Linked DNA regions of Homo sapiens: region 1 is linked to region 2. The links are chromatin loops, found by intact Hi-C in ENCODE. Cell type or tissue: heart left ventricle. All regions are shown on one strand. Each heading gives the region's core, and the rest is flanking DNA. Links, peaks and the distances in the headings are about the cores only. Region 1 overlaps LOC105379013 (a long non-coding RNA gene). Region 2 overlaps PIK3R1 (phosphoinositide-3-kinase regulatory subunit 1).

Region 1 (16,516 bases), core at 3,393-11,392, 240 kb before region 2:
TATATTGTTTACAGTTAGAGAACTATTCTCCTCTTTTTCTCTTAGGGGAATAGGTTGATGAAGAATTAAATACATTTTAAATTGAAATTGAGATCTATCATTGAGTTTCTTTTGATAGCTACTAACTTTTAACAAATTTATTGAGGTGTAATTTACATACAATGAAATTCACCTACTTTAAGTGTACAATTCAATGATTTTTTTTGTAGATTGACTGAGTGGTGCAACATCACAATAACCCAGTTTTAAAATATTTCATCACCCCAATAAGATCCCTTCTATTCATTTAGTTAATCCCTGTTCCTATCCCTAGCCCCAGGCAATGACTAATCCACTTTCTGTTTCTGTAGGTTTGCCTTTTCTGGACGTTTCATATAAATGGAATAATTCAGTGTGTAGTCTTTTGTGTCTTGCTTCTTTCACTTAAAATAATGTTTTTGAGGTTCATTAATGTTGTAGCATGTATCAAGAATTCATTCTTTTTTATTGCTGAGAGTATTCTACTGTATGTATATACCACATTTTATTTATTCACCAGTTTATGGACACTTGGATTATGTTCACTTTTAGGTTATTATGAATCATGCTGCTATGAACATTTGTGTGCAAATCTTTGTGTGGACATATGTTGTCATTTCTCTTGGTTAGATACATAGGACTGAAATTGCTTGGTCATATGGTAAATTTATGTTTAATATTTAAGAAACTATCAAACTTTTTTCCAAAGCATCTATACTATTTTACATTCCCACCAGCACTGAAAATGTTCCTAACTCTCCATGTCCTGGAATGTTGACTATTATGTCTTTTTTATTATGGCGATTCTAGTATGTATGATATAAATCTCCTTATGCTTTTGATTTGCATTTCCCTAATAACTAATAATGTGGACCATCTTTTTTCTGCAGTTATTAGCTAGTCATTGATTTTTTTTAATGTTTATTCCTATCTTTAATCCTTTTTTAATCGTGTTGTCATCTTATTGAATTGTAAGATATTTTTGTATATTCAGGATACAGGTCCTTTATCAGGTATAGAATTTGCAAATATTTTCTCCCAGCCTGTGGTGTGTCTTTTTATTTTCTTAATGATGTGTTTTGAAGCACAAAAGTGTTGAATTTGATGAAGTCCAAAATAAAAGTTCTTTTCTATTATGAGTCATACTTTTGGTATTGTATCTAGGAAATCTTTGCTTAACCTAAGGTTTTGAAGATTTTCTCCTAAAAGTTTTATATTTTAGCTTTTACATTTAGGTCTCTCATCCATTTTAAGGCAATTTTTGTGTATGATGTGAGGTCTGAGTTCACCTTTTTGCGTGTGGAGATGCAATTTTCTCAGTATTATTTGTTAAAAATACCGATGTTTCTGCTGTTAGATTTCCTTGACATCATTGCCAAAAATCAGCTGACCATAAATATAACAGTTTATTTATCTTAATTCGATTCTATCTTTATGTCTATCCTTATGCCTATGGTTACTGCCGATTTTGATTATTGTGATATTCTGGTTATCTAAAGAGAATCAGTGCAAATGGGCTCAAGACATTGAACTGTATTTTTTTTAAAAACAATTCCTCCCCACAAAAGGAAATAGAAAAAATGCGGTAATCTAAGAAATTATTTGCATGAAAGGAGAACCCTGTTTGTGGGGCTACGATGGCTGTCATGCAGAGAAGCCCTGCTGTATCAAGTGAAAGCCCAAAGAAAATGGGAGACTTGTATTAAACAAGGGAGCGCTCGGGGGAGGGGAAGAGAGCGTGGGAGAACTGAGCCAGGTGGTCAGTTAGGGAAAACATCTATCTTCCTTACCTGCCCAAACTCATCAAAGAATGTCAACTTGGAACTCATTTAGTAAGAACCTCTAATTTTTTAAATGAAAAAGTCTCTAAAAGATTGTGATTTATAAAGAAAAAACCTCTCCTTGTTTTTCTAGGGGTAAAAAAGGCAAAAACAAAGCTACTTTGATACAGGAGACTGGCTTCTAGCTCTCCTGTCTTCTCACTCTTTCCATTCTTTCTCTAATTTATAATATGTCAGGGATCTGTCATTTTGCTCTAGATACAGACAGAACCAGCCTCTATGATTCTTTCTAAAATGGATATAGTATCAACAACACAATTGCTGTTTAAAATGACAACAATGTAGCAAGCCTAATTTCCGACATGATTTAGCACAACATGCAAAGGAGAAGGAAGACATCTGGACATTACTGAAGTCCCTTGAGATGTTTCCTGAAGGGTCCCCTTTACCAAATTATGTGTTGTAGAACATGAGTATTGAGATTGCTTCCTCAAAGGGAGTACTGTATTTTTAACTTCTCAGAGACAAATAAGAGGAGAAGCTCATGGAAGAAATATAAGCTGACTATATCGTATAAAAGCACTTTTTCTGGAGTCCTGCTGAGAAGATGTGGCCATAACTCCTAATGTACTTTGCCTGGAGTAGCCTGGGATCCCTGGGACTTCTTGAAGGATAAAAATGAGCTATAATTACTTTGGGAGCCTTCCTTATTTGTGGGTAAAATGAATTCCACATTGCCAAACACTATAATCCAAGTCCCTTTCTCATTCTACTAGGTTAAGTAAAATAATATGACCTCTAGATTCAGAAACATATTACAATGAGCATGTGACAACACATTGGTACCGGGTGATGTCCAAAAATTTTGGCTTCTCTATCATACCAGCCACTCCCTGAAGAAGGGCACTTTCAGTAGAACTAGGACATGGGACAGGTAAGTTCTGATGAATGGCAAAGGAGACACGAACAGGGTGGAATGCACAGCACTTATGCAAAAGCTTCAGATCTCAACATGTGAAAATGAATTGACCTTTCAGAATGGTAACCCATGTGGATTTTATATTAAATTTCCTTCCACATAACCAAGTTATACCAACTATCACCCTGAGTACAGAACAGGAATTTGGTGGATCTCAGCTGAGTACTACTGTCCTGAATCTGACTCACATGCCAATCAAACAAGAAGCCCCTTCCACCCCTTATACCATACCACCAAGACAGGTGCTGGAAGACAGGTAGAAACCCCAAGCCCAGGACTGGCACAGGACGAAAGATGGGGGAAACTGTGTCTCCGCACCCATTCACCTGCTTTAGACACCCCCTCTTTTTGTTTTCCTCTCTTCCTTGCTGCCCCTAGAGCCCTGCAGTGGCTGCTTTTTCACTCAGTGTCTCCTCCTAGATCTGTACACTCAGAAAACACCTTCCTCATTGCCTACCTCTTCCTCAAAACAAACCCATCCACCTGTTCTAATGGGCTCTCCAAGGAGAAGGCAGCAATCCACTCACACAGGCTGCTAAAGACTGACTGTGTTAAGGATTCTAATGGGCAAGTCTCTAAAACACTACAGAGGTGATATTAGTTGACAGAAGCTTGTTGGAAAAGGATTTAGAGGCTAACAAGGGCTTTCAAAATCACACAGCTTTGTGGCCCGAAACCCCCTCCACCTACACTCCATAGCCTCTCCCTCTCTCCTTGCAGAAGCCCAGAGAAGCCAGGCTGGCCCAGGCCACATGCATGAGGGAACAATCCTGATGCCTCTTTAGCCTTGTTCTGCATGATTAATTGAGGTTATTGCATTGAGACTCTTGTCTGATTGTGAAAAAAATTATCCCAAGGTGGCCTCAGATTCTTTGGTTAGTCATTGCCATGCCTTAGGGCTCTTGTGAGCCCTGGACACACAGCGACAACAACCAGCCACCGGCTGCCTTCTGCTCTGTGGCTCAGATACTTTGTTCGGACCATGCTGTGCTCCCAGCTTGGCTTCTGTTCCATGGAAACTGTGAAGTGCTTATTGTCCTGGGGCTGGTTGGGACTCAGGAAAGCTGTACGGGATGAGAGCTGTGCAGGACGAGAGCTGTGCTGGAGGGTAGGCTGCTTGCAGGATTTAGGGAGGAGGAGTGGAGCTGCTGTCAGACCCCAAGTTCTGGTGGGGCTTCCCAGACCTTTCCTTACTCCAGGGATCCAAGAAAGGGCTTAAGGGAAGAGTTGGTTGTGGAAAAAATATACAGAGGAGCCCTGTGGTGACACAAGGCATGGTGGGGTGGATGGGCAGGGATGGGGTAAGGCCAAGGAAGCCTGAGTAGACCTGGCTTTGGCTTGTGAGCCAAGCTCATTAGCAGCAATTTCTGGAAACTAACAAGAAAAAAGTATTTAGCAACTGTCATGAAAAGACTCAAATAACTTTTGAAAATAGAGTATTTTCCCCCTGATTATAAAACTTCCATGTTTACTGTAGCAAACATAGAAAACACAAAAATCACCAATGAAAAGACAAAAATTACCCAAACAGGGGTAACTGCTGTTAATCTGTTAACATTTGGTATGCATTTTCTGAGCTCTTTTTTTCCTTATACATATAGAAATCATATATGTGTATATACACACTTTTTTAACTAAAGGAGGAATCATATTTTATTACATCCTGCCTTTTCCACTCAGCATTATATATTTTTCTATAACATGATTTTAATTGCTGAACATTATTCCGTCTTTTTCCTGTACCACAATTTACTCAATCAAACCCCTATTGTTGGACATTTATGTTGTCTCTAATTTTTCCTAATTATACATTTTGCACATAAGTCTTTGCTCACCTTCATAATTATAATCCTTAAAATACATTTCTAGAGAGGAATATGCACATTAAATTTTTATACATACTGTCATATTTTCTTCCAAGAAGACTGTTCTAATTTATATTTCCACCAGCAGTATATGAAATGTATCTTTGTCCTTGAAGCCTAACACTGGGTAGACTATATCTTTGTGAATCTTTGTCAAGGTAAGAAACACAAAGTTCTATCTCTTTATTTTAATTTCAATCTTTTTCCTTATTAATGTGATTTGGTATATTGCCAATAAGTGGGGTCTTTCTAATTTTAATTGCTCTAGAAGATCTATTTATATATTGGAATCTCTTCTTTTTGTTTTATATAATGCAAATATATTTCTAATTTGTCTTTTCCTTTTAATTTTGTTTTATAATTATTTGAAGTCATATAGTCAAATGTATTGATCTTTTTACTTTAGAGTGTCGATGCTTGATGCTATTTAGGAAGATTGCTTCCATCATGGGATATAATGGTCATTTTTTGCCTAAAATTTAGAAGTAATATTTTAATTTTACTAGAAACTCTTTAATCCATTTATACTTTGGGGACACATGGTCTAAAGTAGGAAATTTAACTTCCTTCATCTTCCCGCAGAGGTTAATCTATTTTCCAGTATCATTTATTGAATAATAGAGTCATCCTTCATCAATATAAAATGCTACCTTGTTGATATATTAAGTACTTATGCATGAACACTATTTCTGGATGCTTTATATAATTTCATTGATCTATCTGTAGAATTCTGAAGCAATACTACACGACTTTAATGATCATAAATTTATTCTACCCTTATATTTATGTATCCTTTTTTCTTCTCAATGTCAGTTTGTTAGTGTTTGCTTCTTTTTTACTGAATCCTTTTTCTCTTTATTTTGGTATTTTGGCTTTGTTTATAATGTGTTCAGAGAATTCTTAGTATACGTTCCCTTCCCCCTTTATTTAAAAATACATTTAATATTATAAATTTGCTTCTGATTACAACATTGCTTCCATACTATAGATTTTAAAATATAATATCCTAATTATTATTGTTTCCTAAGTATTCTTTAATTATAGTTTTGACTTTTTCTTTGTCCCAAGAGGTATCTTTAAAAGCACCTTTGGATAATCAAGTAGTAGTTTGAAATTTTCATACTTTTATTTCAAATAAAATATAAGATATCTTGCTTGGAAAACTTACTGCTGTTTTCTCTGTGATGTAAAGCATGTCAATGATCTGTCAATGGGGTCCAGAAGTCAAATGATATAAAATGAGCCATATCAATTATATTTATCAAATTCTCTTTCTCCTTATTTGCTTTTTTGCCCCTGATCTGTCAAAAATTTATTAGAGTTTTTCCCAACTATTGTTCTGTACATCATTTCGTATGTTCTAGGCTTTTGCTTTATGTATTTTGATGCTGTGTTATTCTGTAACTCACATGTTACTGTATCTAAGAAAAATATCACCAGTAATGGGACAAATTATGTACCACCTGATAAGATGCAATCAGAGCATCAATTCTGTGTTGTTTCTGCCAAAATATATAATCTCATATAATCATGAGGAAATTCCAGATGAACCTTAAGTTGAAGGATATTCTGCAAAATAACTGGCTTGTAATCTTAAGATCCCAACCCTTAAAGTCACTAAGGTCAAGGAAAGACTGACAAATTGTGCCAGATTGATAGGGATTAAAAGACATGACAATTCATCTAACACACCATCCTGAATTGGATCCTTTTACAATTAAGAACACTACTGGGACAATTGGTGAAACTTGAATGGGGTCTGTGGATTAGATGGTAGTAATGTATCAACGTGCATGTCTCAGTGTTCATGTTGGTACTGTGGTTATGTAGGGAATATATCCTTTTTTTGAAGAAATTACAAACTAAAGTATCTGGGGATGGTGGTACATCACGTCAGCAACTTACTTCCAAAAGGCTTAGGGAAAAAAGAGTTCTTGGTACTTTTGAAGCTTTCCTATATGTTTGAAATTATTTTAAAAATATTAAATTAATATGAATATATTCTGAGTCATCTGGACCTCCTCTTTACCCCAAATCTTGCCATATAATTGGTCTTTACTGCCATTGGTGCCAATTAGCATCACTATAAGTGGTGGTGTTTGGCTTTTGAATGTGTTAGTTAACATATTTGAGTGCTCTGTGTCCAGAGGGGCTCAGCTAGCAACCTGAGCAGTGAAGTAGTGCAAAATTGGGAGAAGTGGGGAGAGGGAGCAGCAAGGGCTTGTAACAGAACTTCCTGGAGACACGCAGAGCAAGGAAGTATTGATAGTCCCCAGGTTGCAGTTGGAGGCTGAAATCTGGTTCACAATGGAATAGAATGAATTCTGCTGAAAGCAGTGACCACTTTGCCTCATTTTTTTTTTTCAGGGGTGAGACAAAATGTGCCATGAGTGATGGCCTTTGGTGATCTACAGACATCCCTGGCTCTAGCAATCATTTGTGTAGGGAGGTAAGCAGACAAGTCATTGCCAGGAGACTTAGATTCTTGTCTTGTCCCTTCCGCAAACTAGCTGTGTGACACTGAGAAAGTCTCTTAAGCTCATAATAACTGGATTTCCTGTTCCATAAATGAAGAGGCTGGCATCTCAGGTTCCTTCTAAGTTTCAAATTATAATTTTGACACCACTGAGTATGGATGTTTTAAGAACCTGAAGGAAAGAGAGATCCATTTGATCTGGAGCTGGTAGAAAAGCCATCAAGGAGTAGCTGGGAGAGGAAACAGGCGCCTCGGGGGAAGACTTCAAGAAAAGGCAGAGGGTTGGAGTGAGAGGTAGAGACAGTAGAGAAAAAAAGCCTGGGGCTGGGGAAGGCGTGGTGGGGTAGGGGGTGGTTCCACATCTTTCACCCACAGGAACTCCAGCCCATGAAGATCCTGGCACAAGTTTCTGCTTTTAAGGTTGTTCTGTGGATGAAACTCCCGAAAGCTGTCGGTACCATTAGGAAATGATTAGCTATTAAATGCCAAATCTGCTGCCTTACAGTATAGTTACTCGTTAGTGTTTTAAGGGGATGTTATGCTTGTTGTTTTCTTAAACTAGTAGGCAGACAAGAGGAGAGCAAAGGGAAAGGGAAAGAAAGAAGAACTCTAAAAATTAATTCGGCATTGCCATATGAAACGTCATGGGCCATGGTTGGGCCTTGGGAGTGCTTTATTATTTTCTCCCTGTCTCTAAGAAAAGGTCTGGGTATGGTCCGTGTGGAAGAACAGAAAGCAAAAGAAACAGGGACTCTAAATGGTGGAATGACCCAGGGGAGCTCAGTGGCCCACATACCTCTCATTCCAGTGACCCCAATACCACGGACCCACAGCCATGTGCACCCCCTCCCTGGGCTCTGCATGCTGTGGGGGTGCCCTGGCTTTATCTCTTGGTGACAAAGTGGTGCGATACCTCCTGGCTCAGCCTGGAGAAGCTGGGCAGAGAGGAATCTGTCCCATGGGGCATATATCAGGCTTGGCTGGCCCTGTGGTTAGGAAATTCTCTGCATTTATCTAAAGCAAATAAAAATGTGGGCAGCCTGTCTATTTGTGAAAGGCAGACAAACGCAGCCCAGAGGAGAGAAGAGCCTGTACCCGATGGCTAAATGGAGCGTGGAGCCCTGGCAAGGAGGAGAGAGAAACGCAGCCTGGGCTGGAGGCCATGGGTGGCCCGCCTGGTGGGAACAACATTATTCCGCCCCCTCTCCTGCTTTCTGTGGCTGGGAACACAAAGAGAAAGAGGGTGGGGTGGGGGGGCTTGGCCTCTCTCCCTGCAGAGGTCGGTCCACTGGCCTCTAATGATTATTGTGTTTAATGAATTGCAGCTTGTAAAAGGCTTTGAAGCTAGAAGGCAAAGCCTGAACACTGAGGATTCTTTTTCTTAAATCATTTTATTCTATGACTCGAAAAACAAAATCCCGCTTGAGCAGAGAGCAACAGTCAAGGCTGCCAAACTCCACTTGTGGTAACTTTTTTTTTTTTTTAAACAGCAGTTAAAAAAATATGTGGACTGCAAAATGTGTACAAGCCAAAGCACAAAAAGACAATGGACATGACATTTAGGCAGGAGGTGGGGGAAATGCAAAAGGGACTTCCTCTGGAGCAGTAACAATTAGCCCCATTAGCTTGTGCATAACCCATAAATGTAAGGTACAGGGAAATGGTGGGAGCGAATCATTGTGGTGCCCCTGGGAACATCTCTCTAGGCTGGAACCATCTCACTAACCGGATGTAAAAAGATCATATGGTGTGTGTCTTTCAGTGGCAATTAACCTCAATTATTATCCTATAGTCCATAAAAACAGCTGCATGGAACAGGGTCTGTGAGGGATCCGTATCTAGGTCTGGAATCTCCTCACAGTTCTCCAAGAGAGTGACTATGTTTGGGGCATTTTCAGACATGCTATAAATCCTAACTGGCATTGTTTGCTCCCAGCGATAAAAGAAAGGGTAGCAGGTGTGCCTCCCAACCAACCCTTTATTGCCTGGGCATGTGACAGCATTTTGCGGCACCTCAGTAATGAGCCAGAGAAGAAGGAAAGGCAGATGAATTTGCCAGCATTATTGCAGGTATCTTGAAGGAGAGTTGAGCCCAGCTTTTCAATTCATACAGATCCTTTCTCTGAAGAACCCCTTCCTGATATTGTCACTTTAACACATCTCTGTGGTTTTATTTTGAAATTTTTAAAGGTATGTTGTATTTGTATTTTCCTTTATTAGCATAAAATCAGCATTTCTGCAGATATCAGAATAGTTGCATGCTTGTTCCTTGGAAACATTTAAAACATTTTTGTTCCTCCCCCAGTGTTTTGCTGTTCTCTTCCCTCTTCTCTTCCCCCTCCCCTCCTCACTCTCTTTTCACCTCCTCCTCCTCTTCCCCCTTCCCTACTTCCTCTTTCCCCGACTCCTTCTCCCTCCCTCCCCGCTTTCTCTCTGCTTTTGGCAATTTATTTTTCTAATTCTTTTACACATTTCTAAGGTTTTTACCATTTATATAATCTCATGCTTATTTGCACTTCCTTTTCCCATTCATTTTTAACAAGACTAAAGAAATACTGCATTTGAGTTATATTTGTCCACATCCCTATACTCTATCATCTTGATCAGGTGTCCCTGAGTATCTCTGTTATAGTGTGTTCATGGACAGGTGTTTGTTGCCCATTCTCCTTTCCTACCCTGCTTTAGGTTGTGCTCTGATCTACCCTAAAACCTTTTATGCGTTTCTCATTCTTTCTCAAATCTGTCTTCATTTAAACATTTTTCCTTGTGGCTAATGGGTTTTTTATGTTTTATTTTTTATGTTTTTTATTTTTTTATGTTTTATGTTTTATTTTTTAATGGGTTTAAAGGCCCTGGTTCTATAATCCATGTAAATGCCTTTGTTATTTTTCCATCATACACCCTTTCTTGATTTTCCTTTCTAAGTTGCTTATCTTTCTCCTCCACTTTGCCATCTTTATTTACCATGTGCCTTTCCAAAAAGGCCATATACCATAAAAGAAACAAAATTCTGGGTTCCAGCCTTGACTCAATTAGATCTGAAGCAAATTACATAACCTCTTAGCCCCAGCCTCCTCAACTATGAAATGGAAATTGAAATTGCAAAGCCAAGTTCACGGAGATATGATGATGATTAGATTGAATAGCATAGCTGAAGCCCCTAACTCAGTGCCTGGTATATTATAGGAATATTCAACCACAAAGGTTAGGCTCCCTTTACTGTTTTAGGCCAATCCTGTTCGTTTTATAATTTCTTAATAAGAAATAACTTTCTATGAGTCTTTCAATATAGACAGGTAGAACCTGAAGCCTCATTTCCCATTTTTGTTATGTTCTGACTTTTCAGTATTGAAACAAAAAAATTCTTGGTCTACCAGTAAAGTAGGCTTTGGTCACTTCAAACTTCCTCTTTGAGGAGCACAGCTCCTCACAATAGCTCCATGAGGGCGTTGGAGGCATGAGAACCCTTGTGTTATAGAGGCTCAGGCAAACCACAGAAGTCTGCTCCAGCACTGGGTGTAGTTGTACCCCATTCTGAAAGTCCTCGCAGTCCCAAGTGAATGCGAAAGAAGAGAGGAGTGGCTGTTTAAGGTCCAAGACATGGCTATTATTAAGGGAAGAAGAGTGGGGAAGAGGAGTCATGTTAGCTCCTTGCCCAGTGTAATCAAAGTGCCGGTTGTGTCTATTTCAGGTACAGTCATGTGCCGCATAATGACATTCAGTCAATGACAGACTGCATATATGAGGTGGTCCTGTAAGGTGATAATGGAGCTGAAAAATTCCTACTACTGAACGACATCATAGCCATTGTAACATCATAGCACAACCAATCACCTTTTCTATATTTAGGTATGTTTATTTAGAACTGTATTAGTCCATTTTCGTGATGCTGATAAAGATAAAACCAAGACTGGGAAGAAAAAGAGGTTTTAATTGGATTTATCATTCCACATCTCTGGGGAGGCCTCAGAATCATGGCGGGAGGCAAAAGCCATTTCTTACATGGCAGCAGCAAGAGAAAAATGAGAAGGGTGCAAAGGCGGAAACCCCTGATAAACCCATCAAATCTCTTGAGACTTATTCACTATCACGAGAACAGTATGGGGAAAACTGCCCCTATGATTCAAATTACCTCCCATGTGTCCCTCCCACAACATGTGGGAATTATGGAAGTCCAATTCAAGATGAGATTAGGGTGGGGACACAGAGCCAAACCATGTCAGACCCACAAATACTTACCATTGTGTTACAATTGCCTATAGTATTCTGTACAGTAACATGTTATACAGGTATGTAGCCCAGTAGCAACAGGCTATACCATATAGCCTGGGTGTGTAGTAGGTTAGGTTTATGTAGATTCACTCTGTGATGTTCACATGATGACAAAATCACCCAATGAGGCATTTCTCCGAATGTATCCCTATCATTAAGTGACACATGACTATATTTCATTTCATTGCACTGCATCAGCTTTACTATTGAATCAACCAATGGTTAGCTAATCCATAAGAAAATTGTGAGCAATAACATAAGACAGGGAGAGACAGAGAAAGACAGAGAGAGACACACCCTCACAGAGAAAGAAAAACTCAAACTCAGGTAGTGAGGTCGTAGCTGTTTTGGTGGCTAAGTTCACTGTAGGGTTGAAACGGTGGGGCCAGCGTTTCTCAAGAGACACAGAAATGCAAAGTATTCTAAATTCTGAGAACCTGCCCTAGGACTGTGATGGTGGAGAGAACCACCACAGTAAGATCAAGTCCTGCCCACATGAAGGAGGCATTCACTTTAAAGTAGAGAGCCTCAATTAAGGATGTGTGTCCTGGATGTCCTGAGCCACCGTAAAGAAGTTTTATCTAAACTGGGACATTGTTACACGAGAAATACAGACCTCTAACTCTCCATTTTTTCTGTTTTCCTACCTGGCCTTGGGCACATCAGTCAGTGTTCTCAGATTCTCTTTTAGGAAGTAGGGAAGGGAGGAGTCAGAATAGTGTTCTGTATTTGAAGTTCTTCCCTGAATAAGTAGCCTTTTAAGAGTGTGATTGTGGGTGATCATACTGAGGCATGAGAGCAATGGTTCTCAGAGTTTGAGCCCCTGATCTACAGAATCAGAAATTCTGGGGTGGGACCCAGCAATCCTTGTTTTGACAAGCCCCCTAGGTGATTCTGATGCAGGCTTCAGTTTGAGAGCCACTGAATTTGAGCACAAGGTTTAAGAAAACAGACTATGTTACCTGATTTCTAATGTCAGCTCTGCAATTTACTAATTGTGTGACATCACAGGGCTGTTACAAGTATTAAATGAGAAAATGCCTGTAAACAGGATTTTAACAACATCAGAATTACAGCTGGCACTCAATAGATGGTACTTATAAACTTGGGGGAGGGAATGAGCTGTGAGTCTGCTTGGTGAGAGACTTGCTAAGGGAATTTCTTATTTTTGCATTTCAAACTTCTGTCCACCTTGTTGAACGTCCTGGGTTCTGAATGACATTGTCTTCCTTGTATCTCACTACTATCGACAAAGTGTGGAAAATGTCGTTTTGTGGGGACACTGCTGGTGTATAGAATGACCCCACTAAGAGCAGTGAAAACAGGCTGGCTGACACCAGAGCTGCACCTTATTTTGTCTTTTGAAACTGGGTGGAGGGATCAGGAGTTACCCAGTTTTTTTTCCCTTTGGCGACAATGTTCTTCCTGAACCATGAGGAGTAATGAAGAGAGAAATATCAACATTTTTGTGGTTCAGCTGACATTAAAATGGGAAAAAGCACATCACCAGAATTAGAATGTCCTGTTCATTAGTCACTCTTCCTTCTAAAATTAAAATGTCTCTGCAAGCAGGAAAAGAACAAGCCCTCAATGACCTCATAACTCATTATTTCCAAGGAATATACTTAATTCCCAGCAGAGATGAATCTGGAATCGATTTTCCATTTCTGTCAGCCATTGAATGGCGGCCTCATGGATCCTTCTGAAGGAGAATATGTACTTTTTGTGGGGTTGGCAGGGGCTGATGAAGAGAGCTGGTTGCTGTTGTCGGTGACCTTGTTTGTGGGCAGCTGCTGAAGATCCATTTTCTGTTGCAAGCCATTCTGAGCCTTTCAGAAACCAAGAAGGAGGTACTCAGTCAGGCTTTTTCATTGTAAGGCTTTTCTGTCTTTGCACATGACCACTCTTACAGCTGAAATCCCTTGTCTGGGCCATTAGAAAAAAGTGTGCCAAGCACTAACTGCTGCTAAGGGGTGAGAGGGAAGGGAACTGGAACCTTCATTAACACTAACATAGTCAGAAAGAGGGTCTGTCTGATGATTTCTGTAATATCCTTTGCCTCCACATTCCCTAGACCTCTGAGCTTGAGGTTAACCAGAGCTGTAGCTGAACTATAAACTTTCAGAGGGCCCCCTCCGCAGTGCCAGGTTATACCCATTCCTTAAGCAAGTGGTATAGTTCAGTGTTCCTCTCTGTGGTTAGAACAGAAAAAAATTTCTAGACATGGTTCAAGTATCTCATACTATGACAAGCTGGGTCAATACTAGACACCTATGTGAGTAATATAGCCATTATCACCCCCTCAAAGTCAACAAACTAAGAATGTAGATCATCACAGAATTCAGCAGTGACAAATTCACCCCCAACCTCAGTGAAATGTCTGCTGATTTTCAAATACAGTTTTCATGTTGAATTTACAGTTACCAGCTGTGCAAACATAAGACGATAGGAATGGAAGTCACAAATGAACCACGCCTCAGAAAATGTATACTAAATTTAGCATTTTGTAACTTAATTCCCCATAAATATGCTCACATTCATTTTTATGGCATTAATTAAATTGAAATTATGCTTGGGGCAAATTATTTGCTCAAGGCAAAAAACAAATCATGATTATATGATGCAAAGTCGCTGAATGATGAGTAAATCTATATTTCCTTAGATATATTAACAACCTTAATAAATTGCATTTAAATAGCAGTTTTACATATAACACTCTAATTTGAGCCATTATTTAGCAGCATTGTCTCCCTAGGATGATAGTATAAGTTTCTAGGGACCTGGTCAGGAGACTGTTTCCCCATGGGCCCCTTGCTGACTTGTGTCTTTGTAATAGGATGAATAATAGCCCCCAAAGACATTAGGTCCTAATCCTTGGAACCTGTGAATAGGAAACCAGGCTCTGGGGGCAGAATATGTGAGTTCAAATTTTACCTCTACCACTGCAAGCCATGTAACCTTGGGCATGACTTCTCGGGTTTCAGTATCCTCACATGAAAAATGAGAATTATAATAGTTCTTATCTCACAGGGTTTTTGTAAGGATGCTCTGAGATATACAAGTATATAGCATAATATCTCCCACTAAGATTAGGCACAGATAAGGATGTCCTCTCTCAGTAGTTCATGTTGGAAGTTCCAGCTAATGCAATAAGACAAGAAAAGGAAATAAAAGATACGCAGATTAGGAAGGAAGATATAAAACTCTCAGTTCGCAGAGGACATGATGTAGAAAATCAGAAAGAATTGACAAAAACAAAACAAACAAACAAAACAAACAAAAAACCCTCCTAGAACTAATAAGCAATTAGAGCAAGGTTGCAGGGTGGTCAATCACTTCTATATACCAGCAATGAACAAGTTAAATTTGAAATTAAAAACATTATACCATGTATATTAGCACTCCCCAAAATGAAATAGGTATAAATATAATATATACAATATCTATATGAGGGAAAATACAAAATTCTGATGAAAGAAACCAAAGAACAACTAAATAAATGGAGAGATATTTTGTGTTCATGGGTAGGAAGACACAGTATTGTCAAATATTAGTTCTTCCCAACTTGATTTATAGACACAGCAAAATCCCAGCAAATTTTTTTGTGAACATCGACAAACTGATACCAAAGTGTATATGGAGAAGCAAAACACCAAGAATAGCCAACACAATATTGAAGTTTAGAAGAACAAAATCAGAGGACTGACTTTACCTAATTTCCTAATTACCTTATTTCAAGCCTTACTATAAAGCTACAGTAATCAAGACAGAGTAGTAGCAGGAAAAAAAAAACAAACCCAGATAAATAGATTAATGGCACAGAATAAAGAGCACAGAAATAGACCCATATAAATATTGTCAACTGGCTGGGTGCGGTGGCTTACGTCTATAATCCCAACACGTTAGGAGGCTGAGGCAGGTGGATCACCTTAGATCAGGAGTTCAAGACCAGCCTGACCAATATGGTGAAATCTTGTCTTTACTAAAAAAAAATACAAAAGTTAGCCAGGTTGTGATGATAGGCACCTGTAGTCCCAGCTACTTAGGAGGCTAAAGCAGGAGAATTGCTTGAGCCTGGGAGGCGGAGGTTGCAGTGAGTTGAGATCGCGCCATTGCACTCCAGCCTGGGCAACAACAGTGAAACTCCGTCTCAAAAAAAAAAAAAAAAATTATCAATTGATTTTTTACAAAGGAGCAAAGGCAATACAATGGAGAAGACAGTCTTTTAACAAAGGTGCTGGAATAACTGGACAGCCATGCACACACACAGAAAAGAATCGAGACACAGACTTTACATCTTCACAAAGGTAATGCAAAATGGATCATACACCTAAATGTAAAATACACAATTATGAAACTCCTAGAAGATAACATAGGAGAAAATCTGACAACCTTGGGTTTGGCAATGACTTTTTAGGTACAACACTGAAGGCACCGCCCATGAAAGAAACAACTGATAGGCTGAACTCCATTAAAATTAAAAGCTTTTGCTCTGCAAATACAAGAGAATGAGAACACAAACCGTGAGTAGGAAAAAATATTGCAAAAGATATATTAGATAAAGGACTGTTATCTAAAATATACAAAGCATATAGCACAATGTTTGACCCAGTTAGTGCTCACTAAATATTAGCTATTACTATTATTTGACTATCACTAGTTCGTGTTGCTTCAGAGTCCCTTCATTTCCATCACTTTTCATCAGTTAATTTTTTGTTAGTAGCAGTTGGTTTACGCTAGTTAAGTATGTCTCAGTCAAATCTTGATAGTAGGCTGGCGGATTTCATCAAGAATTTATTGAGCTCATCTTCCAGACAAACCTTGATGACACAGAGGAAATGTGTTTGCTGGACCTGGGGTCATGCAACAGGCCCGTGAAGGCCATCTGCTGTTGGGCATATTGGAGGTAGCAGCAAGAAGAGCCAGCAGCTTACAGGCTCACTTCACTCTACTACCTCCTCAGTGAGAAAATTGGGTGGGGTTAATGACAGTAGGTGCAACCCTCAGGGAGCAGACATGGCTCTGCATCCCCTGGCTATGTAGAGTGGGCTGTGGAGAACCGACTAAACCAAACTAGGAAATAGTACAATTCTAGGGAAACACCTCCTTTCCCTGTCCACTCCCA
Region 2 (15,895 bases), core at 7,896-15,895:
AAATATAAATATCTTATATAAAATATCTTAAAAGTTACAGATTTTGGGTGATTTACCATGTGTCCAGCCAGCCCTATCCTAAAAACGACAGGAAATCGAAAGCGATAGTTTTGGGGAATCTAATCTTGATAGGCAAGACTGACTAACAACTATATTTATTGCCTTCCATTTATTAAGTGCCAGCCATGTTGCAGGTGCATTCTGTACATCTTATTTAATGCTCACCCCTAGAGACTCCAATAAGTCAGGTTTTCTATTAAATGGATACCCAGGTGATCCTAATGTTCAGCTAGGGTTGAGAATTTCTCATCTAAAATAAAAGGAAAAGGTACAGTTGCATGCAGATCACGTCTAATGTGCCAAGGCAAAGAGCCAAGTGAGGCCCTGGCATCTGTCCCTGGACAGGGAGAAAAGTGGCTTGCCTGAAGCTGAGGTGTGTGATGTCAGCTGTCTGAACCACCTGCAGCATGGGAACTGCAGATGGGAACATTGAACTCTAGAGAACTTATAATGGAGATAATGCCTTTGACAGTATTGAAAAACCAAACATGTCACCTGAAAAGTGATTATATTAAAGAAGTACAATGGTCTAGCCTCAATAGAACCAGCTTCCATGAAGGCTGGTGGGAGGAGCAACCACCAGGAGTACATGGGCCTGTTTTACTAGAGTAGGAAACATTTGAAATGTCAACTCTTCTCTGAAGCTTGGCCTAGCTGCTCATGCAGGCCTGCTTGAGACTTAGTGTTCATTCCTCTCTGTATCTCATGATAGAGGGCAGTTGTTTGAGTTTGCTTTCACCAGCAGACTGTAATCTTTGATTTCACCTGTCTTATCACTGGACCTTCAGAGGGAAATAGTGTCCAGCAAATAGTAGGTGCTCAATAAAGCTTTGAATGAATCAGTACGTTAGACATCTCGTTGGATGTCTTATCCTCGCAGGTCCAAAGAAACAGATCATCACCACTGTCAACAAAACTATTTTAAATAGTTTTAAACATGGCACTGGGCCTCTGTTAGAGGACAGTAAATATGACATAAAGTGACTAGCACATCATCTCCATTGTGATGAAGTTATCTATATTTTTTGATTTGTGAGGGTTTGGACTATAAATCACTGAGTTCTGAAATGAGAGCTCCATAAATAAATTGGTTCCAGCGAGTTAGTCTTACAACGTATGGTATATTTCACAGTCAAAACTATAATTCTAATGAGCAGTCTTGGTGATGAATAGACCTCCCTTGTAACTTTCTTCCTAATGTGATTAGTGGTGGTAGTTAGAGGTTGACTGTCCTGTTCTCATATTATAGGCCAAACCTTTACACCTGTCAAGACAGGTATAGATTTAGAATATTTTATTTAACAAGTTAAGCCTGAGGTGATGCTTCAGACTCTTATGATTGAGTGCTACAGAGAGAAGGGAATTTCTCTTTTCCTTCTGGAAAGCAAAATGCAGATTAGCATGTTGGTGATTACTCATTTATCCTCCACACCCTCCCTCCCCCAAAGCATCTCAGCGGTTTTCTGTTGAGTTGATTTATGACAGCAATACCAAACTGGAGGTTACAAAGTGCTATCTTTTGAGAAGATAATCTGAAGTTTGGAGAGTGAATAATCAATTCTGTCTCTTTAAGATATTGCAACTGATTTTTATTTTTAAATAGACCTTTTAAGGGACAAGTTCGGGGGAAAAAAAAGGGTTTTTGAAATTGACTGACATTGTATCAGGTCTTAACAGACTCTACTTTCCTGCCTCCCACCATGCCCCAGAGGGTTTGGTAGGCCAAATTCTCTTAGCACTTCACGCTTTAGGTAGATGGGCAGAGTGTCATTTCCAAATACACTCTCTCCACACTGTCAAGAACTTGGCTGCCAGTTTAGATTCGCCTCAAGTGTCACTTTTAAGATGTCAGCAAGAAAAGTATACCCCAATTCGAGGCATGCTTTCACTTGGCCATAGTCACTGGCAACATAAAGGACCATTAGTTGTGGGTTAAAATTGGTGGTCAAGTTGTAAATGGAGAATTGGGGGACTGGGAATCTTCATTCAGCTCACTTAATCACAGCATATGCTCTAGAAGGAGTCCCAGAGGCCCATACCTTTATCTCACAGATAAGGAGTTGGAGGCCTGGAAGGTGCCTTGAATTGGCCCACTTCCCACAGCTGGTTAAAGACAGATAAAAAGAGCAGACTGGGCCTCCTAAACTGCAAATCAATCTGTTTTCTTTTTCCTATGGCCTACATTATGAAAATAAATTAGAAAGTAACATATCACTCATTAATGGTAATGGTTTTTAGTTAAAATGCTAGAAGTACTATTTCAGTAAGCAGGTGATCTAAAGTCGTGATCTTCAAACTTTAGTATACATTAAAATCACTCAGCTTGTTGAAACAGATTGCTGGGCTCCAGTGTCAGAGTTAGTAGGTCAGGGGTAGGGCCTGTGAATTTGTACTTCTAACAGGTTTCCAAGTGATGCTGATGTGAATGCTGTTAGTCTGGGAACCACACTTTGGGAACCACTGGTTTAAAGCAAGCCCAGGCTATTTCCTGTGATTCATCATTGACCACCTGTGCACTGTCTACTAATTGAAAGCCACATGGTTACCTCCCCAGCAAAAAGTTACCAGTGAGCCTTTTTTTTTTTTTTTTTTTGCATTCTCTTGTGCATTTTCCATTGAAAGTCTATTACATTACAGCATAGGGGCAAAGAGCTCTGGCTTGAGAAGCCTATGCGTTCAACTCTGTTCTCAGATGCTGCATGATCTTGAGCAAGTCATCTCACATCTATGCTTGTTTTCTCATCTAAAGAATGGGAATATAATCATCTTACCCAGGTAATTGTGGAAAGAGTAAAACAAAGAGTTTAACAGATAATAATCACTTGATATGTCAGAGACCAGTGTGTGTATGTGGGGGGGGAATTACCCTAGCTCTTACTGGAATAATTGAATGATAATTACTTGAGTGAGGGAAGGGTTCAGAAACCAAATGGGGGTGGTGAGGGAAACCAGACGTTTAGCAACAGCATAAAGCTGCAACCACTTCTTGGGCTGGAGTAAAAAATGGGAGTAGGTAATGTTTCCAGAGCCTTCTCCTGAGAGCTAGAGCAGAGGGGGTTTGCTCAGACCTGAAAATGAGGGTCTATCTGGCAGGAGCTAGAGCCAGGGAAGAGACACCTAGAAGCCCCAGGACAAGCGCTCCAGCGAATATAGTTCTCTGTGATACCAAACAGAGCAGGGGGAAAGCAGAACATCAGTCTGGGAGCTACTGCCATACTCAAAAAATATTAGTCATTGTTGCCCTGAGAGTAATTATTTGTACGTCCCTCTCCCCTCTACTACTAGACTATGTCTTTCAGGTCTAGACCCTCACTGTGTCTACATGTAAACACCATATACATGCAAAGTGGTATTGCCTTAAGTCCACTTAGCAATCAAAACAAATGGGAAAGTTATCCTACAGTAAGACTTGTGTATCTTGACTAGGTGATACAATGTAAAATCTGCATTTGAGGTGTAACTTAGCTCCCTGTCTACAGTCCCATGTCATCCCTGCACTGTGAGTGTTCAAAATATGCAGACTGCACAACAGAGACAAAACTGGACACTTCGTTCTTAGAGGATGATTCTCAAGGTTTGGGTATGAATGCGGAGGAGGCGAGAATTGAAGGATGATGGGCATTCTAGTTTTCCTATAGCGAGAACGTGCCTTGAAGGGACATTACCTAGGTGTATTTCCTCATTTAAGATGGTGAAATTGGCCGGGCGCGGTGGCTCACGCCTGTAATCCCAGCACTTTGAGAGGCCGAGGCGAGTGGATCACGAGGTCAGGAGATCGAGACCATCCTGGCTAACACGGTGAAACCCCGTCTCTACTAAAAATACAAAAAATTAGCCGGACATGGTGGCGGGCGCCTGTAGACCCAGCTGCTCGGGAGGCTGAGGCAGGAGAATGGCGTAAACCCAGGAGGTGGAGCTTGCAGTGAGCCGAGATAGCGCCACTGCACTCCAGCCTGGGCAACAGAGTGAGACTCCGACTCCGTCTCAAAAAACAGTGAAATTATGAAAGACAGCTCATATGTATTACTTACATGTGACCACTCAATGTCCTTCTCAACTTTACAAAAATGAGATACTGTGATAACAATCAAAAGGGAGTGGGTGGGAGACAACAGAAATAGCAGCAACATTTATAAGCCAAAAGGTAGCTGTTTTAGAAAGATTTCTTAGGTGATAAGTGAAATTTCAACCCAAAACTTCAGTTTCAAAACAACCTTTATTCTGTTTGAAGATCTAATACAATGCATTAAAGCAACTTAAAACAAGACATAGCTCCATTGAATCTATAACTTGAACGAAATGTCAAGGAGGCACACTACCCCCACCCCCCACCCCAGTTGCCTTGTGAAGGCAAAGTTACAACTGACCGTGACATCCTCCCTCTCGTCAAAAGACCAACTTTATTTTAACAATGTCATATAAACAGATTTTTAAAAACATTGAACAGATTGTAGCTTTAAAAAATACACAGGTATAAATGAGTTTTTTTTTGTTTTGATTTTTTTAAATACATATATATATGTGCATATATATACATATATGTATATACATATATATATACACATATATATATATATACACACACATATATATATATATATATATATATATATATATATATATATACACACACACACACACACACACACACATATATATATATATATATATATATAGCAGCATCCTGGGCAGCTAATGCTATCTCATGGTGACAAGTTTCATGTTAAGTTGGATAGTCTTTCCAATTGACTCAATTCTATTTCCTCCCCACCCATAATACCAGTATTTTATAGAACTAGCTTTTTAAAAAATAAGAATTTGGCATTTTGGAACTTTGTCCCATGTGAGACATTGTGCTTTAAACTGCCCCTTTCTAAAAATGACCCTAAACTCAAACAGATCTCAGTGTCTGCGTTTCAACTAACTTGGATACCATACATAGCAAAAGCACAGTTGTTAAAACCAGCAGATTTTTTCTTCCAAAGGAACATCAGTAGGACTTCCCAAACATGTTACTAGTTCATAACCAGCTATATGACAAAGCAATTGGTTCCCCACAGTGACAGCTCACATAAACACATTTTGACTCGACACACTGAAAACAAGGATTTCCAAGCTAAGCAAGTCATCAGACCAGCTCCCTAAAAGGAGTAACTTTTAAAAACACAAAAAAGCCAAAGAAATATGAACTTCTCACTTCACTTACAAACAATTTTCACCTTTGTAAGACAAAACAAAGCAACCTCAAAGGGAAAAATCCCATACACATAAGTAAGAATTGTACTAGACGTTCGCTTGTTATGTACTTTATGTACTTGAACTCAACAACTACTGTGGATCTGTTTTGGCTGAAAGGTGTACTGGAAACACAGTCCATGCACATATACATATATACATTTATCAAAGGCCATGAAGTTATCAGATGTTGCAAACACATGCTTTTTGCCTTTTCACATGGTTATGATCTCTCGTGTGTGTAATGTGAGGTCCCAATGCTCCCACTTCTACGCCCAATCACAGCCTCACTGCAGCTTAGCTTCTGGCTTTATCTTTAGGATGCTACACTGGGTGGGAAAAACTGACGCATGGATAAAAATCATATATCAGGAGTGCCTCTGCTGTATCTATTCATATTCAGCCGTTCAGACAATATTGTTAGGACTGTCTGATGAAATCCAAAGTGGCCGGCTAGCAAAGTATCTAAAACGACAAATGCGGTGGGCAAGCTACACTGTAATCAAAAAGGCATTGGGCAGAACAGGTCTGGTGTAACTCAAGTCATATGGAATGATGAATCCTACTTTGCTGTTCAATGAAAAGATCTATTGCACTTATGTTTGTGAGATGCAAAAATAAGGCAAATGCCTAAATACCGTATCATCTTGCAAAGAATGTTGAAGCACAAAGATTCACAAAACTGTAGCTTTTAATGAAAATATTCAATCTCAGATCTTATATTTTAGAAATAAAAATTTGTATGTAATAGCATACATGTGCTACCAAAAAAATACCCACAAACCTAGTTTAAAAACTGTTAACTAATTAACTGTTAGACTTGTGTATGATCTAGAAGGATATCACAATAACTTTAAAGCAGAGACGCAGACTAAAACCAGGGAAATCGTCAGTTGTCTGGCGATGAGAGGGAAATGGTCAGATCAGTAGAGTCAAGTTTGAGGGCTAACAGTCTTGCTATAAGACTGACTTTTGCTTAAGTATGAGTAGTTTCATGTAAAGAGGACAAATAATACATTCCACAGATTTTTCACTCAGCTGCAAGACTGATTCTTTCAAAAGGAACAACATTAAAAAACAAAGTAACAGAAAACCCTCACCCTAGTACTTAAACAGAAATATAGCTGTGGGTAAATCTAATATGGAGAAAGAGTAATTTGAAATTGCAAGATTTCATTTAGTCTATTAGGGTAGTGACCATATTATGGTTGCTAATTAGTCTTTATGCCTCCCAACACATGTACAGTTCCTACTGAACATACCAGCTTTTGCATATCTAAATCAGGAAGAGAGACCTCTCACTCCTGCCCTAAATGGGAAACATGATGCTAACGTTTCCTTCTCCCCCCCGTAGTGAAGCACATACAATGATTAGAATGAATGAGAAGGACTGCCACTTGGATTCCTGCAATGACCATGACTTTAGCGAGCTCCACACAGTCCAGAGCAGTGACAGTATGACTGTGTCTATTTGCTTTATGTTCTAAACCAAATGGAAAGCTAGGAGGGTAACCAACATACCACCAAAAGTATTTTTCAGATCATGCTTTTTTTTTTCCTAAAATGAGTATTTGCTGGTCATGATGGATAGTCTAATGTGACAGAGATGATTATCCCTTTAAACCAGTGTTCTAAACAAAGGTGAGCGCTGTTCCAGGAACCCAAAAACAAACTTGGCACTTCCTTCCTAAGAACTGAAATACCTGACCAGTCACACTGTATTAGAGATACAGTAGGTTTGTAATTGTCATTAATTGATAACAACTAGCAAATCAAAGTGAGAGAAGACTGAAGTAGAAGAAGCAACTTCACTTTGCAGTTATTCACTTCTCTGTAAATCATGAGAAAGTGCATATAACCTTGCCTCCCCCTCCCACCACCCCACTTGATACATCCCTTCACTACATTCCCCCTCCCTAGATTCAAGAAGTTCACAATTCTTTATGAAATAAACATTGCCAGGTACCGTATTTTAAGAGTCTTAAAACAACATTGTTGGACTCAGCAATACTTTGTCATATTCATATATCTTTTTCATTTCTTTTTTTTATTGAATAAAGCAGCTTTGAAGCTTATCAGGCACTGCCCAACAAAACAGTCCAAAAAAAATCTGTTATGAACTTTTTAACCTTGGGCTAACAGCCAAGTACTCTGTACAAGAAAAACTGTAAAATATTTCATAGTTTTAATTCTGAAGCCATTTTTTTTTTTTACTGGCATCCTGTACATTTACTTTTAAAAAAGGATAACAAAAATGAATATTAACAAAAATCCGGGACAACAATATTTTCAAGCAACAAAAACTGGGGTGGGGAAGCTTATTCTGAAGGTACATTTAAAACTGAAATAACAACTTAATGAAAATTAAGAATTGCATAGCGCTGTGAATTTAGCCTTCAGCAAAACAAAACAGAAGCTATTTGGTATTGATACAAATCCATCTATTTGATAGTTAGTCATCCAATATTATGTACATATTTTATATACTGAATGTCATTTTAAGTCCTGTTTTCCAAACTCCATTTTTCTGTTGCTGGGTTTTTGTTTTTTGACAAGTTAAACACTTTCTGGCACTTTCTATGACAGAATTTCTTCTGAACATACATGAACTGACATTCTCCCAAAGCGTCCCTTGTGAGTGGACGTGCCTTTCTGCTACATATCGTTCATTTGTTACAAAATGAAATAATCCACAGTGCGATGTGTCTGGGTCCACCGTGCACAGCAACATCCAGGCTAAACCAGGCTGGACCAAACCTTCTCAGGCCAGGGTTCTTCTGCCTCTCTCTCCTCCGCTCTCCAGAGTCCCAACTTTCAGCTGGTAAAGCTTCAGAAAGCATTAACAAGCACCATGGTTAAAGGCCTCTTTGTCCCTGCACGCAGAGATTTTTGCATTTCTTTTTCTCTTTGTGTTGTATGTGGTTGTGGCTTTAAATTAAACCAAAGAAAAAAAGAAAAAGAAGGGATAAGCACTCCAGCTTAGGAACGTGTGGTCATCATACAGCCTTAGGCTGCATGTCTTCCCCTACTTCTTTTTTGTGAAAGAAAGCTCTAGTCCCATCCAAAGAAAGATGGCTTCGTTTCTGCAGCTCAATTCACAGATCAGACTGGAGAGGAGCCCTTTGCTTTCCAGAGGCCTCAGGGTGGCTGAACTTCAGGAGAAGGATCAAAGAGTAAGCGCTTCATCGCCTCTGCTGTGCATATACTGGGTAGGCTAGTGTGACATTGAGGGAGTCGTTGTGCTGCACAAGGGAGGTGTGTTGGTAATGTAGCACCAGTTCTTTCAGAGAGCTGTACAAGTTATAGGGCTCGGCAAAGCCATAGCCAGTTGCTGTTTTGTTTATGACACAATGCTTTACTTCGCCGTCCACCCTAGAGAGGAGAGAAGAAAAACTGTCTTTTGAGCTTGTCCAAGACAATTCACAACTCTTCAGGGCATCTTTAATAAAAAGCATTATTGTGCAGTCTCAACTTGGGGAAAGGGTCCTAGGTTACAACTGACACCTGGCCGAGTGCCTTGGGTAGGTAACCCAGCTTCACTGACTGACTGTATTTTCATCTTTAAAATGGTTTAAAGGGAAGACAATAGTAAAATACATGTAATACAGTTACTTTGAGAAATGAAATGAGATCATGCATGCAAAATGCTAGATAGAATGCCTGACATGCAGTAAGCATGCAACAAGTGGTAGCTTCCAATCATGATGAGGACAACTATCTGCAGTGCTCCATGACTAGCAGTGTTACTATTACTCCCATTATGACTATTCATAGGATTCCTTCTTTCTGGCTGTCCTTGAGGTGTCTGCACAACTCTCCATCTCTGCATGTGCCCTTATGCACAGTAAGGACAAAAGTACCCTTCTTTGCTGTAGGACTATTTCTCTCATTAAATGAAAGGTGATCATGGAGTGTAACATACTTTTAGAACCATTCCCTACTAGAGGACATTAATTTCTTGGAAATGGTGATGTCAGTGATCCAATGTGGGTGTACCTATCTCAAGGATAATGATCAGAATCCTTTTTTTTTTCACCTGTTCCTGATGAGTATTTTTCCTATGGGTGATGTTCTCACATAAATTACCTCAGATTCTAACTATAGTAGCCTTGAGAGGCAAAAAAGGCAGGCACTGCCACTTCCATTTTAAAGATGAGAAAAAAAGACTTGGCGATTTCTCATGATTAATTAGCACTGAATGGGAATCCAAACCTAGTCTTCCAACTAAACAGTAGGTATCTATTAGACTGTATTAACATACACTTCTGGCTAGACTTTAAAATGGTATTACAGCTGCTTTGGTTTCTCTTCTACATTATTGTACTGTAAGCTTATTCAAGACTAAAACTATGTCAAATCTTTGCCCCCAAAACTCAATGAATGAATAAATGAAACATCTCTTCATGAGATGTTGTAAAGAAAAGTTTGCTGGAGATACATACACTACAGAGCAGGCATAGCAGCCCTGTTTACTGCTCTCCCGGACAAGAAAAGTGCCATCTCGCTTCCCTCGCAACAGGTTTTCAGCTTTGTTTCGGTTGCTGCTTCCAACATTCCATGTCTTCTCATCATGATGGGGCAAATCTTCATCATCTTCCACCAGTGAATATTGGCTAGGCAGGCAGGACAGAAAGTTTCTAAATGAAGAGTGCAGGAGCCATCAGCCTGCCTTGCTGTCTTCCCTAGGCATACCCCCGTCACTTCCCTCCTGGCCCCTACCAAGCCAGTCAGACTGGCCATCACATGCCTGCCTCTGCCCGACCTGAGTTTTCCTCTCCTGGTATTCAGCCTCCAGTGCAACCTCCCAGGACAAAGAGTTACCAATCAACTGTACTATTTCTGTTTTCAAGCAACCACACTCAGGTACCTGGGCAGAGTGGAAGGTATTAAAACAATCTCGTTTATCCAGTTTAGATCAGGAAATTGACTAGGCAGATTGCCAGTTTTTGACTAATTCAAACAAAGTATATACTTAAGCTTTAAAATATATTAAGCATAATTATTTTTTCTCTGACTGTTCCAAAAATATTTTGGGATTTTTCAGATGTTCAGGGACATCATTATGGACACAGAGAGTTGTTTCACAGCATTATGAGTAAAAATAAATCCTAGTCCTCCTTAGCTAAGCTTTCTTTTTTTAAAATTCTGGATAATGGCACTGAGTTTATACATTTTCTCCTACAAGATGTTCCAAACTCAGTAAAATTCCTCACTTGTTCTAAAAACAAAGCAAGTCATGCATTTTCCTAAAATGAGAAAAATCTTCTGCTATCACCATCTTTAGTAACTACTTACTCTTCAGTGTTTTCATTGCCCAACCACTCGTTCAACTTCTTTTGCCGAACACCTTTTTGAGTCAACCACCTGAAAAACAGTTTTGAAAAGAGAACGCATTAACTCATCCTGAATTGTAGCAATCACCAATTATTCATGTATAGGATTCCATTTCAAATACTTACATCAAGTATTGGTCTCTCGTCTTTCTCAGCTGGATAAGGTCTGGTTTAATGCTGTTCATACGTTTGTCAATTTCTCGATACTCAGCTGCCTGCTTCTTCAAGTCTTCTTCCAATCTTCTTCTACTGTCAATAATTTCACTGATTCGAGACTTCAACTTATCATAATTATGCATAATCCTGCAGGCAAAAGAAACGTATTTGTTATTATCTGGGTACATCAGGAACGGTCCCCAAAGTTTATGAAAAGTTTCACTATGGTTTCCCAGCAGTTTTCCTTAGGTAAAGCGTGGCTTCTCTTCCTGTCATTTTTTTTTTTTTTTGGAGTGGCTCAACATATTTTATTTTATTTTATTTTTTTATTTTTATTATACTTTAAGTTTTAGGGTACATGTGCACATTGTGCAGGTTAGTTACATATGTATACATGTGCCATGCTGGTGCGCCGCACCCACTAACTCGTCATCTAGCATTAGGTATATCTCCCAATGCTATCCCTCCCTCCTCCCCCCACCCCACCACAGTCCCCAGAGTGATATTCCCCTTCCTGTGTCCACGTGATCATTCAAAGCACAGAAAGCGAGATCATCTTTAAATGGTTTTAGAGGATTTTGGTTATCTCTAGCACAAGAACAAGGGAAACACCAACCTTTGTATTTCTTTCTCATTGCCTTCACGTTTAAACTTTTCTATGTATTCTTTGCTGTACCGCTCTTGGGTCTGGCACTGTTCTTCAAATATTTTTATGGTTTCATTAAATGCTTCAATAGCTGTCCTTTTCATTTGGATTTCCTGCAACATAATTTTAAAAAGATAATGTCATACCTTTCATAGAACAATCTCTTACTGCAAGACACTACCAGGACATTTGATCTGTATTATTAGCAGAGTGGGACTCAAATTCATAAAATCCATTAAAACAGTATCCCAGAAACAAGTATTTCCTCTGGAGAATTTTCTCAATCTATGAAAAATGATTGCGTAGCAATTTCCTATAGTTTTTATCTTCTTAAAAGCTATTGTAGTTTATAGCATCCCTGTTGTTTTCTGTTCCCTCTGGCATTCCCAGATACATGAGTGACCAGTGAAGAATAAGGGTCTAGAAAAGCACAGCAGTATATAGCCCTTCCTTTTCATGGTAGGATATATATTAATGCCTAAATCTCCATTTCAGGGATTAGACAAGTCTGTGAAACTTCCAGTTATTACTAACTTCCAATCTAAACAGGATCCTTCTATCACGAATTAAATCAACTTGAAACTCAGTGACTGCTTCAGTTATCACGTGAACTTAATTTATTATTCTGATACTTAAAATTTTTGGTTTAAAGCTTTAGAGATATTACACTAGAATAATCAACAATGATTCACAAATAAATGCTCTCACCCCCACCTCATTCGTAAAAACTCAACCTTTTAAATTCTTTTTTCCATGTTAGTCTTTAAAAGTTTAGAACTCTTATTTTTTAATCTGATTTTCATAGAAAACTCACCTGGGATGTGCGGGTATATTCTTCATATAATCTATCATATTCTCGACTTTTTTCTTGAAACTGAGTGTTATATTCATGTAATTTTTTCCCTACAGCTTCAATATTATCTTCTTTGACAACTTGATCCTAGAAAGATTAAAATAAATTCAATGGATAAGGTATTTAATCAAATAACAATTGTTTAACAAAATAGCTGACATGGAAACATCTTTAAAATTGCAATTATGTAATTACGAGTGTCAAGTTTTTTAGACTTGATTACATGTAATTCATCTGCTTCAAATGTTTTCTAAGTATTAAAAGGATCTTGTCTAAACATCGTAACTGGATAATTCATTCAGTTTTTATTACCTGTTGGTATTTGGATACTGGATAAAGTAATTTCACATCCAATTTGGGATTATACTGAGCTAGAGATTCATTCCGGTAGTGGTTTATTAATTCAACCACAGAACTGAAGGTTAATGGGTCAGAGAAGCCATATTTCCCATCTCGATGAAATATTTTGATTAATTTGTTATTTCCCCCTTTCCTGTAAAAACAATATAAAAATAAAGGTATTAACATTTTGGAATAAGGAAATATGTTTTAATATCAGCCCAAAACCCTAATTTCAGCTATATTCCCTGGCTTACCTTAGTGTAAGAGTATAATCACCATGCATTTTAGTAGACGCATCTCGTACCAAAAAGGTCCCGTCTGCTGTATCTCGAAGTTTTTCATTCACTTCTTCCCTGAAATGAAAACACAAAACAATGCTCATCTTAAGGTTTAGTGACCACAGATTTATATTTTTTAAAATAGGCTATTTTTTAGAGCAGTTTTAGGTTCACAGCAAAATCAAGTGGAAAGTACAGTGAGTGCCCATATTCCTCCTGCCCACATAGATTTAAATTAATGAATTGCATTTTCAGAGCTCACTAATAAGAGCTAATAATTTGTTTAAATAGAAATGTTAGCAATTGCAGTCTCATCACAAACAGGTGCATATCACTTTCACTATTGGTGTATCTGTGGTACTAAGTTTTTATTTTTTCAACCAAACATTACAATCTCTCTGACAAATGAGCACAGAAACTCATGATCTCAAAAGAGTTTCTCCAACCTTACTCCCCCTTCCCAAAGCTAACATAAAATGGCATTGTTTTCTTATTGTGTTTAAGGCAAGAATTCTTAGAGTTGTGCTTAATAGATAGAGTGCCTTCACACTCTGTTCTTAGGCAGTGCCACTTCACTCTGGCACTTCACTGACATCTCTGTCAATAATGAAACTTCCCGGGTATTTAATTTCCTGTGGCATCCAGCACCCACAGTTCTCCAGTGCTCAGTGACTTTTTCTGGTCGTCTTTGGAAGAGAACCAACTATGCTTCATGCTTATGTTGGATGATATCCTAAAAATGGAACTTAGCAAGCTGGTGCTTTTCTTTCTTTTAATCTAAAACTCTCTGAAAATGAAGTTTCTGTAGCCTTACCTCGAGATATCTCCCCAGTACCATTCAGCATCTTGTAAGGACATATTGTTATTCATACCGTTGTTGGCTACAGTAGTAGGTTTTGGTGGTTTAGGAGGCAGTGCTGCAGATGAAAAAGAAAAAGTTGTTCGCAATCCCAACTACATTAGAACTAAATTTCTTTAGATGAATACTTTTACTTTAAAAAAATAAAAAGTTAGAGTAACTGAAATATATAGCATTAGTTCACAATTCCATGCAATATGGAAGATAATTTTCTTAAAAAAAATCTTTCAGAGCATGGCTCAAAAAGAAATGAAACTGAAAAGGAGAAAAGAGAGAGAGCCTTAGAAACTAACAAATAAATTGGGCTGGCCATGTGAATAAATTTCAAAGTAAATCCAGAGTCATGACATTCTGTACTTCTAGATTCTAGTTATATTAAAGTTTCATGCCTGGTCAAATCCATCTAAAGTAAGAAACTATGAACATATGAGTAGCAGGAATAACATGAGTTGGCTTTAATTTCCTCTTATTTAATTACGAAAGACAAATTTGGTCTCTGTCCTCCACAAACTCTGTTGCAGTAATAAAAAGGCTCATCTACAGCAGTATGTTTTAAGAGGAGCAATTGGGTTTCTCTAATCTTAGTATTTCAGGCACTGTTCTGCCAAAAGCCACTTTAAGAAACTCTCATCTGTGCCCTAAATCTCTTTAATATGTTAATATTCTGTTGGATAAATTGTGCTCTATATACTAGGTCTGATTAAAAATGATATCCCCCTTCCTCAATGTCAAATCAGTATTCATATATACCAATTGGTGACAAATAAAAGACTGCAGTATTCCTGAATACCTTAAATGGGGGCAGGGGGAGAGCTAACATTGGAATAAAACAACTTACTTAGGAAACAAAATAAATCTAGGATTTTTAGGTAAATTCTGTCATAAGTTTTAAAGCACTGTTACTATTTTAACTTATACAAAAAATGATTTCAGGTATCTACCAAGAATATTTTACAAAGACTAACAATAATGGAAAGTCAACTTCTTTTTTCATTATAATATCTTAATATGAGAGAGCAAGCAAAGTCTCAACATTTAGAGAACTGAGTTGTAATCACTGCTACATTTTACATGCTTTCTAAAGTACCAAGTGTTATCACTGCAAAGTGCTACACTGTTCTCATCCACTGGCAACAGAGAAAAGCAGCACAAAAGATGCATCATTTTAATTACAGGGACAATATCCCACAACATAACTCACCCAGGGAAGGATCTCGATTAACAAAAGACACCAGTGAAAAACTGGAGTTCAATTCATATCCATTCAAGTAAGAATAAGCATTTACCACACACAGCCTGAGCTGCTTGCTTCCACAGACAGTCAAACAATCTGTTTAATTTTTAAGCCATGAGCAAACTAATTTTTATCAATGAAACAAATTAATAAAAACAGAAATCCAAAAAGGATCTTTTACAGTAGCTTTCGAAAAATTAAAAAGCCACGAAATTAACTAACTCTCTACAATAATACTGCAGTATTACCTGGTGGGTCCATTTCTATATAAAACATCAAGTCTGTGCCACAATTTATATCTGTCTTGGCATATTCTAAATCCAGGTCTTCCATATTCCAAACAGTATTGTACATTTGTGCAAGAGTTTCCTTGGCTGAGCTCAGTTATAAGAAAAGAGTCCGGCTTTCTTTGTAATGGTGTCTTGGAATTCATTTTAAAACCTATAAGGGGCTGCACTGAAACCTATTACATCACACGCCCCAGCCAATCAAGTCAGAAAAATGTCACCAGACCACTCCTGCTTCATCAGTTCTCTTCCATACCAGCCTTAACATAATGCCAACCTCACTAAGAAGCTACATTTAATAGAACTGCAATATATACATGCTCATCCTTTCAAAAAGGTGTTTAATTTGACTGTTCTCCAGCAGCGAGTTTTCTAATTCCTTGTTTATTACTCCTTGCAGCATGGTACGCTCTGCTGTTGGCAGGTTGACAAAAGCTGATATGCTGCAGCTCCGAGCTTTTCTCCCCACTTAGTGCATCTGGGTTTATAGATAGCCCAGTCATTCCTTGGTTTAAAAATCTTACAAAGGCATTAAAAGGGTATACTTAAGTTATGTTTTATAGTCCTTAGATATCTCTCATGTATAAGAGAAGCAGTACGGACTACTCCTGG

What was found. A loop is a pair of places that touch in the nucleus more often than their neighbours do. Peaks named below come from ENCODE experiments on the same cell type or tissue, not always from the same donor. Only the 100,000 strongest peaks of a DNase experiment are listed, where the experiment ranks them.
Region 1: a loop joins it to region 2, with 2.6 times the contacts of the local background. A loop is called at or near these places in 8 of 110 quality-filtered maps.

The regions. Positions count from the first base shown.
Region 1 is chr5:68,526,212-68,542,727 of GRCh38, reverse strand. The region is part of intron 3 of LOC105379013 (a long non-coding RNA gene); the gene reads left to right. LOC105379011 (a long non-coding RNA gene) reads left to right here. Exons shown (of 4, transcript XR_001742694.1): 2 at 10,811-10,968; 3 at 15,809-15,914. Among named protein-coding and RNA genes, the nearest start is that of PIK3R1, 320 kb to the right of the region's middle. In heart left ventricle, for the core only: no CTCF peak of the experiment used is centred there; no DNase peak of the experiment used is centred there; H3K4me3 peaks cover 898 bases; H3K27ac peaks cover 791 bases.
Region 2 is chr5:68,290,184-68,306,078 of GRCh38, reverse strand. PIK3R1 (phosphoinositide-3-kinase regulatory subunit 1) reads right to left here. Exons shown (of 16, transcript NM_181523.3): 8 at 13,718-13,820; 9 at 12,880-12,978; 10 at 12,596-12,776; 11 at 12,245-12,370; 12 at 11,401-11,543; 13 at 10,755-10,931; 14 at 10,591-10,659; 15 at 9,738-9,908; 16 at 4,258-8,667. The coding sequence ends at 8,478. Among named protein-coding and RNA genes, the nearest start is that of PIK3R1, 82 kb to the right of the region's middle. In heart left ventricle, for the core only: no CTCF peak of the experiment used is centred there; no DNase peak of the experiment used is centred there; H3K4me3 peaks cover 2,489 bases; H3K27ac peaks cover 2,294 bases.